Regions from separate parts of the Homo sapiens genome. Here region 1 is linked to region 2. Evidence: chromatin loops called from intact Hi-C (ENCODE). Cell type or tissue: PC-3. All regions are shown on one strand. Each heading gives the region's core, and the rest is flanking DNA. Links, peaks and the distances in the headings are about the cores only. Region 1 overlaps SUCLG2 (succinate-CoA ligase GDP-forming subunit beta). Region 2 overlaps SUCLG2 (succinate-CoA ligase GDP-forming subunit beta).

The links. A loop is a pair of places that touch in the nucleus more often than their neighbours do. Peaks named below come from ENCODE experiments on the same cell type or tissue, not always from the same donor. Only the 100,000 strongest peaks of a DNase experiment are listed, where the experiment ranks them.
Region 1: it touches region 2 in a loop (11-fold over the local background); 2 of 110 quality-filtered maps call a loop at or near these places.

The regions. Positions count from the first base shown.
Region 1 is chr3:67,510,585-67,518,931 of GRCh38, reverse strand. It overlaps SUCLG2 (succinate-CoA ligase GDP-forming subunit beta), which reads left to right. Exons shown (of 11, transcript NM_003848.4): 6 at 596-685. It also overlaps the pseudogene NDUFB4P1. Among named protein-coding and RNA genes, the nearest start is that of SUCLG2, 140 kb to the left of the region's middle. In PC-3, for the core only: no CTCF peak of the experiment used is centred there; no DNase peak of the experiment used is centred there.
Region 2 is chr3:67,606,423-67,614,769 of GRCh38, reverse strand. It overlaps SUCLG2 (succinate-CoA ligase GDP-forming subunit beta), which reads left to right. Exons shown (of 11, transcript NM_003848.4): 2 at 5,174-5,315. Among named protein-coding and RNA genes, the nearest start is that of SUCLG2, 44 kb to the left of the region's middle. In PC-3, for the core only: no CTCF peak of the experiment used is centred there; a DNase peak (open chromatin) is centred at 4,119; H3K27ac peaks cover 2,244 bases.

The DNA of each region.
Region 1 (8,347 bases), core at 106-8,105, 96 kb after region 2:
TTGAGACTTTATATGCAGACTTACCAACAACACCTAGCTGTTTTCAAAGTTCACATTATTTAAAGCAGGCCATTCCATTTGTTAAGAGAATGCATGAAATAATGTATAGTGACAGTGCTCGGTGTCTTTGAGACAATATCATTTTGTAGAGCTAAGGTAACAGTAATAATTATCATCAATAGAGTGTTTAAATCATAAGGTAATATTTAACCTATCTATGACAGGCTTTAAACTTAACTACTAGTAGGCAGGAAAACCTTACTTTGGAAACCTTCCAAAAGATGTCAAAAAATTAACTGACTAAATATTCATCAATGCCATCTGTATAGTAATTAAAAGTGAAAACTGGCATCAGATTTTCTTGTCAGCATGCCACCATGAAGAATTATATAGTTTTTGGAAGGGCTTTTTTATAGATGGTCTGCTAATTAAAACATACCCTACAGGCATCTGCGGTAGCCCTGCTCAGAGATCTCTGGATAGATGCCACACTTTAATTACTCATTTGCAAATAAATACTAAGCATTTTCTTTTGAGGTTGTAAATCTTCTCAGTTGACTGTCTGAATTTTGTTTATTTGATTTATTTTTACTAGGAGCAAATTGACATTTTTGAAGGAATAAAGGACAGCCAAGCTCAGCGGATGGCCGAAAATCTAGGCTTCGTTGGGCCTTTGAAAAGCCAGGTATATAAGCCATTGGGGGATGGTGTGTCTGACTTGTTTCAGAAAACATTTGGGAACTTGCTTCATTGCCTCTAGTGTTTGTGATTACCAGGAAACAGGATTATTTATTGTTTTATAATTTTTTCCTCCAGCTGTTTATGATGAAGAAAAATATTTCCCTGATGTTTTAAAAGAGGATGTTTATGATGTGTCTTTGAATGTGTTTTGGTATGTGTGTGCATGTGTATTGCATGTGGACACATACACTTCATGATAGATGGTAATCTCTATTTTTTCTGTAGCATTGCTGGTACTTAGCCACCTGGCAGGCATGTGATACAGCTCATTCGAACTTTAGTTTCATCATCTATAAAATGGGAATGATGACAACTCCCGAGAGGCTTATTGTGGGGATTCAGTAGAATAATGTGTAAAAGTCCTTATTGTACTGCTCCATAAAGGTCTGTTCTTAATGGTATTAATATTAATAATACATGTTATTTAGCTAATTGCTATTCTTTCATAGCTAATGGGCATTTGAAATGAATATTGATGGCATAAACTTGATATTTTATTGAGAACAGCTTAAAATATGCCAATTTTGTAATAATATCCCTTGGCTTCAAAGACCAAAACATTGGCCTCAGAGCTGTTGAGGGACAGAATCTGTCTTAGTATCGTCCCCTGCTCTGCCTTTGTTCCAGCCCATGGCACCTGATTATGTGTCTAGTGGGGCAAGCTTCCTAGTCCCACAGCTAAATCAGATAAACTTACTTGTTCCTTCCTCTGTTACTCAGAGAGGCCACCTTAATGGCCCTAGATTGTGTGTATGTGTGCATGTGTGTATGTTCTCTGGCCTGGGGCTTTATGAAAAGGTTACAGAGTATGTCCTTTAATTTGGTTGGGCAGCACTATTCCCATAAGACAGTACATGATGCACTCTTTTCTTTCTGTCTTGTCTTTTTCTTTTGATTGACTCTCTCTGGAAGTTTAATGGCAACAGTAGGCAAGTCAAAGAGGGATAAAACAGAATAAGGTTTTAAAAAATATATATGCTTAAATGAAGGGAAACCACTTACTTGAAAATGAATAAAGGCTCACTTTGAAAGCAAAAGATTGAAGATGGTAGAATGGAACAGGGTCATCTGGAACTAAACCTCAGGATGAGAGAGAAAGGGCCAGGATTCGATGGACAGTTAGAGGAACTAATTGCCATTTCTGAGACTAGCAAAGAGATGCCAGGAAAGTGATCTGTTGAAAGGAAGATCCTGGAAGATTCCTGAATATGTGCTACAGTGGTTGGTTTCACCTCCTGAGAATGAGGATACCAGCTACATTAGCCATTCATTTGATGTTTATTAAGGGGCTTCTCCTGTAGCAGTGGTGGTCACCAAGAGCCCGTTTTCCATACAGCCACTGTGGTCTAGCTGCACTGTCTGGCAGTCAGCTCCAGAGTTGCACAGTGACCCTGTCTGCCTCCTCCATATCACTTTGGACATCTGTATATTTCTCTTATTTATTTGCAGTCACCTTTGCTAGATCCTAATCTTTACCACGGCAGGGACTTTGTCCATCCTACTCACTGCTGTGTTGCCAGCAGCTGGCAAAGTGCTTGGCATCTATTTTTATTGCCCAAGAAACATTTGTCATGTGCATGACTAGGTGAAACAACACTTCTAGGTGTCCACTTTGAAGAAGTTCCTAGAGGCTCAGCAATAGGTGGCTTTTCATGGCAGATAAATAAATCTGGAGTGGGCAAAATCTGCTGACCACATATTTAAAAGCTCAGGAGGTGAACATAATAGAGAGTTCTAGAGAAGTTAATAACAGTATAATGTACATCACAAGATACTGCCCCCTCACTACATATTATACGAGAAAATTAAGAGTTATTTACAGCTCTTAAATGGCTTATTCTTGTTTTCCTGGTACCTGAAACACTCTAGGTTTTAAATGAGTTACCTATGGAAGGAAGACGAATATGTGAGAACTGAGGGATAAGTAAGTGGCCATATTGTCAGTATACCTTTGAATTAATTTATCGAGGAAAGGAAATAAAATGTTTTAATTTGTTTTTTTCTTTTTTCACTGCTAACTCCATGAAAGGCTTTAAATCTTCATTTTCTCAGCAGCTTGGAATGAGCACTGATAGGGTGCTGCTCAGTCTGCTGTGCCTTGGGGAAAAGAGACAATGAAAAATAACCATTGTTCCTCAGGGGCTCACAGACCGGTAGATATCTGCCTGCTGGCTGAGAGGATACAGGAAGAGGGACGGATAAAGGAATGTGAAGGAGAGAGTGGGGGAGGGGGCAGCGGGCAGAGGGAGAGAGAGGTTGATCTCAGCTGTAGACATGTTGGAAGTTGTTCATCTAGGGACACCTGAGTGTATTTCTACAGTAGAAGGGATATATGGCTTGGGATCCCAGGGAAAGCTGTGCATTAGAGTTGTAGGCTTGGGAATCTCTGCTTTATGGGGCTTGCTCAAGCTGTGGGGATTAGTGAAATGCTCTAGAGGGCCAGTGTACAATGAGCAGATGGGACAGTGTAGAAGGGAAAACATTTAAACAATCATCAATGATCTTTTCCTAAGGAAATAGTATCTTAGAGGTACCTTAGGTTCAACGTGACTTTGAAAGTTAAGTTACTTAATTTTCATCTAGGATGTGGTTTAGGCATTTGGAGGTACCTCACTCATGGTTGAATATCATATAAAATGATAGTCTTATAAAATTATTAATATCTTTCCTGTGACTCATGCCTGTTGTCTCTAAAATGTGATGAATATTAGACATAACAAAAATAAAGATGATACTTTGCTTTACATAAAAATTACCAGTGTTTGTTCCCAACCAAAGTCTCTTTCTGTGAGAATTTGTTGAAAAACGTTAAGACATAGGAAAGCTTAATATAGTAGTTCCCCCTTATCTGTGGAGGATACGTCCCAAGACTTCCAGTGGATGCCTGAAGCTTACCTACTACCAAACCCTATATATACTCTTTTTTTCTGGATATTCTAGATATTTATACTTAGGATAAATTTTGACTTATAAATTAGGTACAGTAAGATATTAACAACAGTATGAAATAGAACAATAGCAATATACTGTAATAAAAGTGATGTGAATATGGTCTCTTTCTCAAAATACCTCATTGTACTGTACTCACCCTTCTTGCGATGATGTGAGATGATGCAATGTCTACATGGTAAGACGTGGGGTGAGTGATGTGAGCATTGCGATGTAGCATTGGGCTTCTCATGACCTCCTGGCAATACTTCGTGAGGGACATCTACTTTGGATGATCCTGGATCATCAAACCATGGGTGTCAATGGCTGGATGTCAGGAACAGATGATGTCAATGGTCAGGGATCCTGGATAGCTGAAGGTTTTTCACCACAACCTTTTAGAAGAACATCATAATTAGAAGTTTGTCTCTTTCTTTTTAGGTCATCTAAGTGTGGCTGTAGAGGTTGTAATCCGTCAGTGACTTTAGTGCTGTGTTCCATCCAAGGATCTTATTCCATAATTTTGTCCTTTCCATTTAATAACTTGGACCTCAGTAGACCATGGGTAACTAAAACCACAGAAAGGGAAACTGAGGATAAAGGGTGACTATTGTATGACTGAAACTTACAAGTTTGTCAAGTGTGTCTTAATTATCATCTATACTGTTCATTTCTGAAAACATGAGTGCCACGAATTGTCAACATGTGCCTCTAAGGTTTAGGCTGATGAAAAGATCGGATGGTCCAAGTCAGTGCAAGATCACTAACACCTCTTGAAGTGGTTTGTACTTCTGGCTAGATTTGAGAGGCGTACGTGAATATTGATGATAATTTCTGGAATGCAAGAAAAATATTTAAAATTCTTAACCTGTTGAGATTTTTGTTTGATTAATAGACGATTTATTTCAGCAAGAATACACATAGTCATCATTGCCAGACTTAATATGAGATGTTAAATGTTTGATCCAATTTTCCTTCCTGGATAAGTTTTTCTTTCCTATTCCTGTCAGTTTTGAATACATCATACCAGAAGAACAGGTGCCTAATTCCACACAAAGCTCCCAAGAGTGAGTTTTTAGGGGTGAAATTAGGATAGACATTTGCTGATCTTGCATAGGTCCAACAAATCAAGGCAGGATCTTCAATGAGCCGTCAGCAGTTAGGGTCGTTGTACTGAAGCAAGTACTGCTGTTTCAGCTGTGCTCTTATGGCCAACCGCTCGGCTTGCGCCTGCTGGGTTTCCAGGGATATGTCGTATTCCGCTGGGTAGAGGGTCGAGGGTGGAGTGGCCAGGCGCGATGGAGTATACTTTGGGAATGGCATCTTGGCGATGCAGCGCACAACTGTGCCTGCACGATTCTGAGGCCATTCCTCCTTATGCTCCTTTTGAGACATTTTTAAAGATTTTTATAAACTTGTCAGATTTTCATGTACGTATATTTGATTTTACGAATTTTAATTTTTAAAAATTACTTAACAGACAAAATAACAATTGATGGCAAAAGTGCAGAAAAACTTTTTGTACGCAGTGGTTATGAGCTGAGAAATAGATGGCAGTAGTAAGCGACTGACTGCAAGTTGACCAGGAGAATGTTTTCTTTGACCTGTGCTTATTTTTAACTTTTGTAGAAAGTGGGAATACTAATCTCAACTTGCCACATGCCATGCCATTCCCTGTTACACCTGGTCACACACATTCTGTCTGCTTAGCCCTTATAACCATTTAGTGAATAGCCTCTGGAATAAGACATCTTACAAGGGTTTGTCATTGTGAGATCTACAAGGGAGAACCAGCTTGGTTTGGAGATGTCTCCAAGATCAGATTATGTTTTAGTCTTGCTCAAAAAAATTATGGTCTGCCTTTGTGCAACAGTAAAAATTAAAACAGAAAATATCCCCAAAATGCTGTGCTAATGTATAATTACAATGGGATTAATGTGCAGAAAATGCAGCCTTGTACTAAGCAAAATTGGTGTAGGCTTAAGAAGTTCTGAAACAATTTAAGTGTGTATCTGTGGATGAATGGATAAACAAAATGTGGTATATACTATAATGGAACTTTACTGAACCTTGTAAAAGAAGATTCTGACACATGCTGCAGTATGGATGGGGCTTGAGGACATTATGCTAAGTGAAATAAGCCAGTTACAAAAAGACAAACACTGGATGATTCCACAGGTATCTAGTGTATGTATATATATGCATATCTTTTATTTTATGTATGTATGTATATAGAGATCTCTAATATCTCTATATATCTGGTATCTATATATATCTATACGTATTATCTATATACATATATATGGAGATATATATGGAGAGATATATATGTGCGTATATATAGAGGGGGGTGTGTGTGTGTGAAAATATATATATATATGGAGATGGAGAGAGAGGCAGAGAGAGAGATGCTATCTAGAATAGTCAAATTTATAGACACAAAGTAGAATGATGTTGCCAGAGGCAGTGGGAAGAGAAGAACGGGAGTTTGTTTAGCGATACAGAGTGTGAGGGAAGATGAAGAAGTTCTAGGAATTGGTTGCACAGCAATGTGAATGTACCAACTTGACCCTGCAGAACTGTGTAGACAAAAATGGTTGAGATATGGTGAATTTTATGTTTTGTATATTTTATCACAATTTTTTAAAAAGGAAGTTTTGAAGTAGCTGGATTAGATTATACATATATATATATATGTGTACCCAGAAGTTATTTCTATTATGTAGTCCCCACTTAGAACTGAATTAATCTTTAATTCAACCGATATTTATCGAGTGTTGACTCTGCAGAGGTTGTATCACTACAGTGGATGCCAAGGTGCCCAGGATACATAAGATGCCTGCCCCATGCAACTCACATTGCAAGGTCACATTGATGACCTAGAAAACCCCCTAAAATACAAAAAATATTCCGCAATGAAGTATTTGCTGGCTTCGCACTTTAACTCAAATTTTATTTGGATTAAAAAAATGGAAGAAATTATAAAGAATACTAGAAAAAATAATGGGAGAATTTTTAAAAATACTCTCAGAATGGGACTAGCCTTTTAAAAGTCTGACACAAAGCCAGAAGCCATATAAGAGTGACATTATTGTGAAATTTCCATGTGGCAAAAGTAACAAAAGCATGTTCAAAAGGTAAATGTTAAAGGGGCTGAGACAAGAGGATTGCTTGAGACCAGGAATTCAAGAGCAGCCTGGGTAACATAGCGAGACCCCCATCTCTAGAAAAAATTAAAATAAAAAATTAGCTCAGCCTAGTGGCATGTGCCTGTAGTCCAGCTATTTGAAAGGCTGAGGTGGGAGGATCATCTGAGCCCAGGAGTTCAAGGCTGCAGTGAGCCATGATTATGCCAGTACGCTCCAGTCTAGGTGACAAAGCAACACTCTCTTGTACACACACACACACCCCCCCACACACGCACACTCACACTCTTCCTATAAATTAATAAGGGACCAAAATCTCAATAGAAAAATAGGCAAAATTCACACAAAAAAAATAAGATGTCTCTTAAACTCATAGAATAATGCCTAAACTCATTCATAATAAAATAAATTCAAATTAAAACTATATGTGAGTGTACTCGTCTGTTCTCACGCTGATAATAAAGACATACCCGTGACTGGATAATTTATGAAGGAAAGAGGTTTAATTTACTTACAATTCCACATGGCTGGGGAAGCCTCACAATCATGGTGGAAGACGAAGGAAGAGTGAAGGGACTTCTTACATGGTGGCAGGCAAGAGAGCTTGTGCAGAGGAACCCCCCCTTTATAAAACCACCAGATCTCGTGAGACTTACTCACTATCATGAGAACAGCATGGGAAAATCCCGTCCCCATGATTCAGTTACCTCCCACTGGGTCCCTCCTGCAACACGTGGGAATTATTACAATTCAAGGTGAGATTTGGATGGGGACACAGAGCCCAACCATACCAGTGAGATACCCTTTTTCACCTAACACACTGACAAAGATACAAATGGCTAATGATTGTGAATTGGAAAATAGTGTCTCTGATAATTTTCACTTTTTAGGAGTGGAAATCAGGGACAGCTTCTATGAAGAACAATTTAGGCCGGGCGCAGTGGCTCATGCCTGTAATCCCAGCACCTTTGGGAGGCTGAGGTGGGCAGATTACGAGGTCAGGAGATTGAGACCATCCTGGCCAACGTGGTGAAAACCCGTCTCTACTAAAATATAAAAAATTAGCCAGGCTTGGTGGCACACCTGTAGTCCTAGCTACTCGGGAGGCTGAGGCAGGGGAATTGCTTGAACCCGGCAGGTGGAGGTTGCAGTGAGCTGAGATCGCGCCATTGCACTCCAGGCTGGCAACACTGCAAGTCTCGGTCTCAAAAAAAAAAAAAAAAAAAAGAACAATTTAACAGAACCTTTTGATGTTTAAAATGGCTACATTCCTTTTTGCTTCACTCTGGGTAATTTATCCTACAAATGTTTAATCACATGTATGTTAAATATACAGAGATAAATAAGGCAGTGCTGTAATGTCAACCTATTAGAAACAATGCAGTTGGTCATTATTTAAGTGAAAGGTTAAAGGAATTATAGCATATCAATACAGTAAGATATTATTTAGTCAATTAAAAAGATATGATTGATCTACCTGTGTTGCTGATGAAGTGTCTCTAAAATTCTGTTAAGTAAAGAGGTATTGGAAC
Region 2 (8,347 bases), core at 174-8,173:
AGGTGATTGGACCCCAGTGGTCCCTTTATATCTTGAAACCCCAGTATTTGAAACATGTGACTAACTGGGAAACTTCTCCAGTATAGGGTCCCAAAGACCTTTTTAAAAGTGGATCACTGCCATTCCCCTTCACCTTCAGCCTGTGAAGCACTGTGTCAGTAAGGGCCAGTCAGGAAGACAGGGATTTTGTGAGGTCATTTAATAGAATTTAACAAAGGGCCGGAAAGATTGTAAGGCACACAGGCTTGGGAGGCAACACAGAGATGGATGGACAACAGCAGGAATCTTCCGTGAGCCATAGGAGAGGAAGGAAATGGTGTTGGCCGAGTCTAGGGCTAGCTGTTACAAGCAGAAGTCACAGCAGGGGAGATAGCAGGAGCTGGAATGTGGAAGAGAGGGCTGTCTGGAGAGACCTGGAGCTTCAGAGGAGATGCTGTTACACCCACAAAGAGGACAACAAAGCCTGGTGTCTTCCCCCTACTGTTCAGTCTCTGAACAGAGTCTCAAATTTAGGCAGAAGAGCCTGTGGAATGGTCCTGAGGGCAGGCTGGCAAATGACTGGCAGAAACAATCAAAAGGCACTGGGGCAGATGATCTTTATACTCCATTCCATTCCTTGCATTCTAGAATTCATGGATTATCTGAGAGATTCTTCATGTCTCCTGCAGCAAAGATGTTATTTTTAGGGTCATAACAGGTAGCTCTTCCTAGGAGTTGAAATAAACTTCTACCATTCTAGCATCTTAGGACAACACCTATTCACATCTCCACCTCCCTCCCTCCCAAAGCCTGGAGTAGTTACATTTTACCTTACACGAGCTCTGTCAGCATTTCGTGAAAGTCCTATTCCTGGTAGACTTTTGACGAAAGGGACACTATTTTACTTGTCTCTTATCTCAGTCTCTATCACCACAGAGCCTCTGGGACCAGAATACAAACACAGGGAACCAATAGTGTTACCCAGTTGATCCAGAAGTTTTACTGTTTCAGAGTAACTTGTGATCTTGGGCAAGTTCAGCCCGTTTCCTAATTTGTAACATGGCTTTATTGGTCAGTAAAGCCAATTGGGCAAAAAGGTTGTGCAATAGTAACAAATAACCCCCAGAATTTCAGTGGCTAAGAATCCACAAAGGTGTATTTTTTACTACACATTTACGTAAAGTCACTTGGTATATGTCCATCCTTATTCTGGTCCCTGGCTGATAGATCAGCTACCATCTTGAATGTTGCCATTCCCCATATCTAGAGAGGGCAAACTTCGATGGGGTAGGAGGGATGGCAATTAAACGTTGGCCTGAATGTGTCACACAACATATGTACTCACAACTTACTGGCTGGAACTAGTTAATTGATATGATACTGTGATATAATAAAAAAAATACATATTTGGTCTTTACCCCTGGTTCCTGGCACACAGTTCCTAAGACCCTTGGGATATCTGAAGTGATGAGTGTCTTTTCTACCCTAATGAGATGACTAGTGGTTGGAGTCCACTAGGTAGCTTCAGGATTGTGACTGGTTACTAGAAAGCCCATAGCATAATTAGAGGGTTGGGACTTTCGGTTCCATCCTCCCAGTCTCTGGGGAAGAGAGCGGGACTAAAAGTTGAGTTAATCGCCAATGGCTAATGAGGTAACAATCATGCCTATGTAATAAAATAATAAAATCTTAAGAGGACAAGGTTTGGAGAGTGTCCAGATTGCCAAATATGTGGCGGTATCTGCAAGGTGGTACCCCCAGAGAGGGCATGGAAGCTCCATGGGCATACCTTGTTATGTACACCTCTTCCATCTGGCTGTTCACCAGTGTCTTTTGTCATATCCTTTATAAATAACTGGTAAATGTCAGCAGTGGTTTTTGTGAGCTCTGTTAGCCATCTTATAAAATTAGTTAAACCCGAGGAGGAGGTCTTGGGAACTCCCAATTGATAACTGGTTGGTCAGAAGCACAGGTAAAATAACCTGGGGCTTGTGCCTGGCATCTCAAGTGGGTATAGTCCTGTGGGACTGAGCCTCTAACCTGGGGGATCTGGTGCTAACTCTAGGTAGTAGATACGGCATCGCCTAACTTCAGCTGAAGTAAGGAAGTGCCTAGAAGGAAGAAGACCGAGGATATTTCTTGATTTGCACTAATGACAGCTACAGAGAGAGATAATAATTCTTGACATTTCCTGATTGTTTTAACCATGAAACATGAATATTTAATATAATGCCTAGCTCATAAGTGCTCAATTAATAGTAGATGGAACTATTATTGTTATTATTATTCAGCAGTTTATATTACATTTCCAGCGTACTTTCTACCATCCATTTGCATAGCAGATTTCTTCTCACCCTTTTTTTACAACTGAGAATGCAGAAGTAAACATAAATTATACTTCTGTAGATGTATCACATTTTTTTTTGTTTTTTGAGACTGAGTCTCACTCTGGCACCCAAGCTGGAGTGCAGTGGCACAATCATAGCTCACTGCAGCCTCAGCCTTCCAGGCTCAAGTTGTCCTCCAGCCTCAGCCACCCAATTAGCTGGTACTGTGGGCATGCACTACCACATCCAGCTAATGTTTTCACTTTCTGTAGAGGCAGGGTCTCACTATGTTGCCCAGGCTAGTCTTGAACTACTGGGCTCAAGCAATCCTCCTGCCTCCGCCTCTCAAGATGTTGGGATTACAGGTGTGAACCACTGCGCCTGCCCACACCCAGCTACAAATTCTTAATAAGTGGAGTTGTCTTGAAGTTTTAGAGCCAGTCAGGGCCCTAGTTTTCCAAGTTTTGGATTGACAAAAATAGGTGATTATTCTGTAAAAGAATTCCTTTGTGGAGTGATAGCCGGGTGTCATCAGTGGATTTGGAACTGTGCTCATTGTCCTGGTTTTCAATTTAAGAGCAACAGACTTCAAGCTGGCTTTCATTTGAGTCAGTGTGGAAACAGTCAATATATGTTACATGTCTGTGAAGCTGGCCTCTGGATCAATTGCAATTAGTTTCCAGCAGATTGCATTAACATATCTAAAATTAATATGGCGAGTGTTCTGATGAAAAGGAATTGACCACAACCACATTGTGGCTGTTTTTAGTCTCCCTCAAATGCTCTTTTCAAACTATATTTTTTCTTTCTTTGGTTAATGGCTTTAAATTGTTATGTCAACGTAGACATAATCTATTGATTGTTCCTATTTGCCTTTTAAGAGTGGTCCTAGATAATAGCACACAGCTAATGTTTAATGTTTTCTTTCACTAAGGGGCTTTTTCGCTAAATGCCTTAAACTCGTATTTTTCTTTGTATGTTATATAACACGCTATTAAGACTATAAAGCCTTTGAGTATGTTCATTTACAGAATTTTGTGTTTTTCAAATTACTAATGTTTCATCAAGACTTAAAAAGTAAGATTAAGAAATAATGTGTAGTTAAAAAATAATATACGGTAAATGATGTGAGCATTGCTTGTCTGACAATTTATTTTTATCCCAGTATTATTTATTTCTAAAGAAGAAGTATAGGCAACTTCAATATTAAAAGCAAAACCAAACCATCATTACCAGCAGCTACAAGGACGGAACAGAGAGCTATCTTTAGGCTTGATCATGTTGAAATTTGAATTTTTTACCAGCATGTATACATTATATTATGTTTATTTCACATCTTAAGGACTAACTTGTACTTTTTTATTTTTAGAGGTGGCCAGTTTCTGGGAATGAAAAATTGTCCATATCAGGAGACAAAAGGCAGAGTTGATTCATTTGGCCATCCAAGTGGCATTTTTTGGGTGTCTTTCATATGTCAAGCACTGTCACCTTCTTCACAGAGATACAGAGAAGTTTAAGGCACACTTTCTACCCTTTAGTGGAACACAGTCTAGTAGTGGGGGTATAGAGCTTTGAATCACCCTATTTCAAAAGAGCTCCATGAATACATCATAGCTTGGGGATACCAGAAGAAAATGACATTTTAAGGACACAGTAGATGTCCCAAAAGGTAATGGCTCCATGTGATGAAGCCCTGTGGGCCTCACTTTTATGATCTGTGTGACACTGCCTTGGACATCCACCAAAGCCGTGGACAGAAGCCAGTAGGGATTGTATCAGATGATGTCCATGTACTACCAGTCTTGTGATCCAGTTGTGTGATTGATTTTTTTGGTTTGTGCATTAACTGTATTGTCATCCTTCCTCTTGTGAGTAATGTTTCCTTTGCATATGACTCATGGATGGAAAGGAGTTTACATTAAGTGTATTCATTTTTCCTGGTTTTTTTTTTTTTTCCTTCTTTTAAAAATGGGGCTTACAGATTTGGTAGGGAATACTGTTGATATTATTGGATAAAATGTAAGGAATTTATTTGTTCATGTTATTGTGTCCTTTGACTGTGTCCTTTTAACACAGATAAACACGTAGTGCATATTGGAAAACCACTTCTACTTGAAACTTAAGCAAATTTCCTTTAATACACAAGTTGCAGTTTAGGAACTAGTTTAATTAATAGTCAGTCTTTCAGGTTATTGCACTCAACCTTGGTGGATGAAAGAGATAATCTCGTTAAACACACAATGGCCCTACCCAGACTCTGTTAAAAACTGTGGTAAAGAAATGAATTAGTCTGTGGCCCAGTGACTTCAGAGTGTTTAAACAAATTTCCTGAAAAACCTTACAATGATTAACAGTCTATATACAGTTATTAAAATAATGCTATGCTCTTTATTTATTTGGGGTGAGAAGGGGGGAGCCATATCCATGTAATAGAGTCCTTAACAGTTTTTAAAATAACTTATGTTGAAATACTTGTAGACTCAAAGGAAGTTGCAAAAATAGTATAGCAGCCCCATGTACTCTTCATCCAGCTTCCCCTAATGCTGACACCTCATGTAGTTGTGGTACAATATCAAAAGCAAGACATTGATATTTGTGTATTACTGTTAACTAGATCACAGAGCTCACTCAGCTTTCAGCATTTTTAAAAAACCTGCATTCATTTGTGTGTGTGTAGTTGTCCTTAACAGTTTTTGTTAAAAAATAATTAGGCATGAATTTAAGTGGGTTTTTTTTTTCTTTTGCTTCTCTCAACTCTGGGTTGCAGATTGCCAGTCAACAGTACCTCTAAGACTGGCCATGTAGGTTGACTTTTATTTTTCTTGCTATTAATGAATGTTCTTACCTCTCTCCTTCAATTTCTGTAGGCAGTTCAATTAACCTCCAGAAGATGGCTGAACCTGCAGGAATACCAGAGCAAGAAACTGATGTCTGACAACGGAGTGAGAGTTCAAAGATTCTTTGTAGCAGACACTGCAAATGAAGCTCTCGAGGCTGCTAAGAGACTAAGTAAGCTGATTCATAATGGGTGAAATACACTTGCCCAAATCAGTGAATTCACAGGTAGTGGCTTCCCACTAGTTAATTTTTTTTGTTGTGGATTAAACTGACAGGGACAGATACAGGGGAGAGCTTAGAACTGCAAAAGCAAAAAAGTCCAGATTGCCTCATGTACATGTGTGTAAGTGTGCAGGAATCACATGGTGACTGCAGCGTGAAGGGAGGGGTCTGCTTTCAGAGCTTTGTCCCTGTGAGTCTTCAGTCCTGCTGACCTGGGAGGAGATGTGGAATCACAGGACAGCCTTCAGTGTGATGGCCTGGGTGTAGGAGAATAGAGCCTTTCTTCCCTGGCACACCTAGAGGTTTCCTCTAGACTGGGCCCTGCCTGACCCATGCTGCATGAGATTCACAGGCACCTCTGTGTCCTCAGTTCCGCCAGGATCACTCACTGGAGGCACTTGGCCTAAGTGTCAAAAACCTTAGAACAGGCTCAGTGGGGTGGCTCATGCCTATAATCTCAGTACTTTGAGAGGCTGAGGAGGGAGGATCACTTGAGTCCAGGAGTTTGAGACCAGCCTGGGCAACATAGCAGAACCCGTTTCTACAAAAACTAAAAAAATTAGCCTAGTATGGTGGTGTATGCCTGTAGTCCTAGCTACTCTGGAGGCTTTGGCAGGAGGATCACTTGAGCCCACGAGTTTGAGATTGCAGTGGGCTATGATCACTCTAACATACTCTAGCCTGGGCGCCAGAGTGAGACCTTCTCTCTCTTAAAAAAAAAAAAAAAATTAGAACAACAAACAACTTCCCTTTCTTTTCAGTATCCCTTAGGGAGGGTGTATCCTCAGAAATTCTTACAGTATGAGCATTAGGGTGTTTTCATCCCAGCTCTTTTTGAAATGAAGAATAGTACAACAGTGGAGCATCGTTCAATAATGTGTGCAGGGAGTGGATGGAAGCCTTCAACAATATTTGATAACACAAAAAGGAAATTGTGATCCATGTTAACTAATAAAGGAAATGATAACTGCAATTTAAAAAAGCAAAAAACATCAATTTAGGAAAACTTTATTCTTTTACCTGAGATAGCAGCACATGGGATGTTGCTTCATGGTAATTTTTCAGAGATTTTAGTCACTATTTCACCCACTTCTGTCAGCTGTGGGTTAGTGGCTGGGAGAAACATGGCTGAAGGGCTTGAGAAGCCTTTGCAGGGTGAGTCAGTTGTCGACATCCTTCTTTAAGTCCCTTAGAACATGGGGAGAGCACCCTCTGAGTGACTGGAGGAGACCAAAGACAAGGGCATGACTTTAAAGTCAAGCTAACTTTGCTTCAGTGTTTTGCCTTCCCTTTACCAGCTTTGTAATTCTGCAGAAGTACCTTCTCCGTCCTTGCCTCAGTTTCTTTAGGTCAAAGCTAATAGTACTTATTTCCCAATGCTATTGCGAGTCTTTAGGAGTGTATTAGTCTATTCTCATGCTACTAATAAAGACATACCTGAGACTGGGTGATTTATAAAGGAAAGAGATTTAGTGGACTCACAGTTCCGCATGGCTGGGGAGACCTCACAATCATAGTGGAAGACAAAGGAAGAGCAAAGGGATGTCTTACATGGTGGCAGACGAGAACTTGTGCAGGGGAACTCCCATTTATAAAACCATTAGATCTCGTGAGGCTTACTCACTACCATTAGAACAGTATGGGGAAAACTGCCCCAATGATTCAGTTATCTCCCCCTGGCCCCACCCTTGACATGTGGAGATTATTACAATTCAAGGTGAGATTTGGGTGGGGACAGCCAAACCATATCAAAGGGCGATTGTTGTGTGGTAGAACATCTAGCTCATTTTCCTCCTTACAGATCCAGATATTAGGGATCAGGTCCTGCTGTCTGCCTTTCAGTGAGCATCCCCACCTGTGGCATACAGACTTTGTAGGTGTCGGTCTGGATTGCCACTGTCTAGTAGGAGTATAATGTGAGCCACGTCAGTATTTTAAAGTTTTCTAACAGTCACATTAAAAAAATGAAAAAAAGGGTGAAATTAATGTTAATAATATATTCTGTTTACTCCAATATATCTAAAACAACATCATTTCAACATGTAATTAATATAAAAAGTTATCAACAGGATATTTTGTGTTCATTTTTTTGTCCCAATCTTCAGAAACCTGGTTGGAATGCTACACTTCCAGCACATCTCATTTCAGACTAGTCACATTTCAGGTGCTCAAGAGACTGATGTGGCTAGTGGCTACCATCTAGGACAGTGCACATTTGGACACTAGAAGGATTTGCATGTGCATCCTTCAGCCTTGGGAATGCAGTTATTTCCCACTAAAAATAAAGAGTTGTGCGTCTGCTACTCAGTCTTGTCCAGGTATCAGTAGCACAGGTTGAGAGTTTAGGATAGAAGCACTCTCCATATTTCAATATTCTAATTTTCTATGCTCTTTTAAGAGTAAGTCGCAGGTACTTTAGCTAGTAATTGTTGTTCTTTGAACTTTTTAAAGTTCTACCAGATGCTAATACACCAGACCCTTTCTATGTTATGTCAGTTGAAATGTATATGCATTCTCTTCTGGAACAAATATTTATCGAGGGTCAACCATGTACTAGGCACTGTGGACACAGCTGTGCAAGACAGGCAAGCCCTTTTTCTTCATAGAATTTATGTTCTAGAAAGAAATTAATTTGTGACTTTCAGATGTTAAATGTAGAAATTGAAGTGACTTATATTTTAATAAATGAAAATTGGTTTCATTTTTAAAAGCTATCAAGATTGGTTTTTACTGTGAAAAAATCCCAGTAAAATAAGATCTAAACCTGGATGAGAGCTCCTCAGTGAACTTTGATAATAGACTCAGTAAAGGTTAGTACTGTATTCCAGCCTTTTCATAAGAAAGGATCATTTTTGTTTTATACTCTTGTGGTTTGGGGATTGGGAAGTGAGAGCAAAGAAATGTAAAGTTCAAGTTGGTCTTTGATCTTCATTTCCCCATTATTTTCTTAAATACAGTGAAGCACTAGCATTGCAGGTATA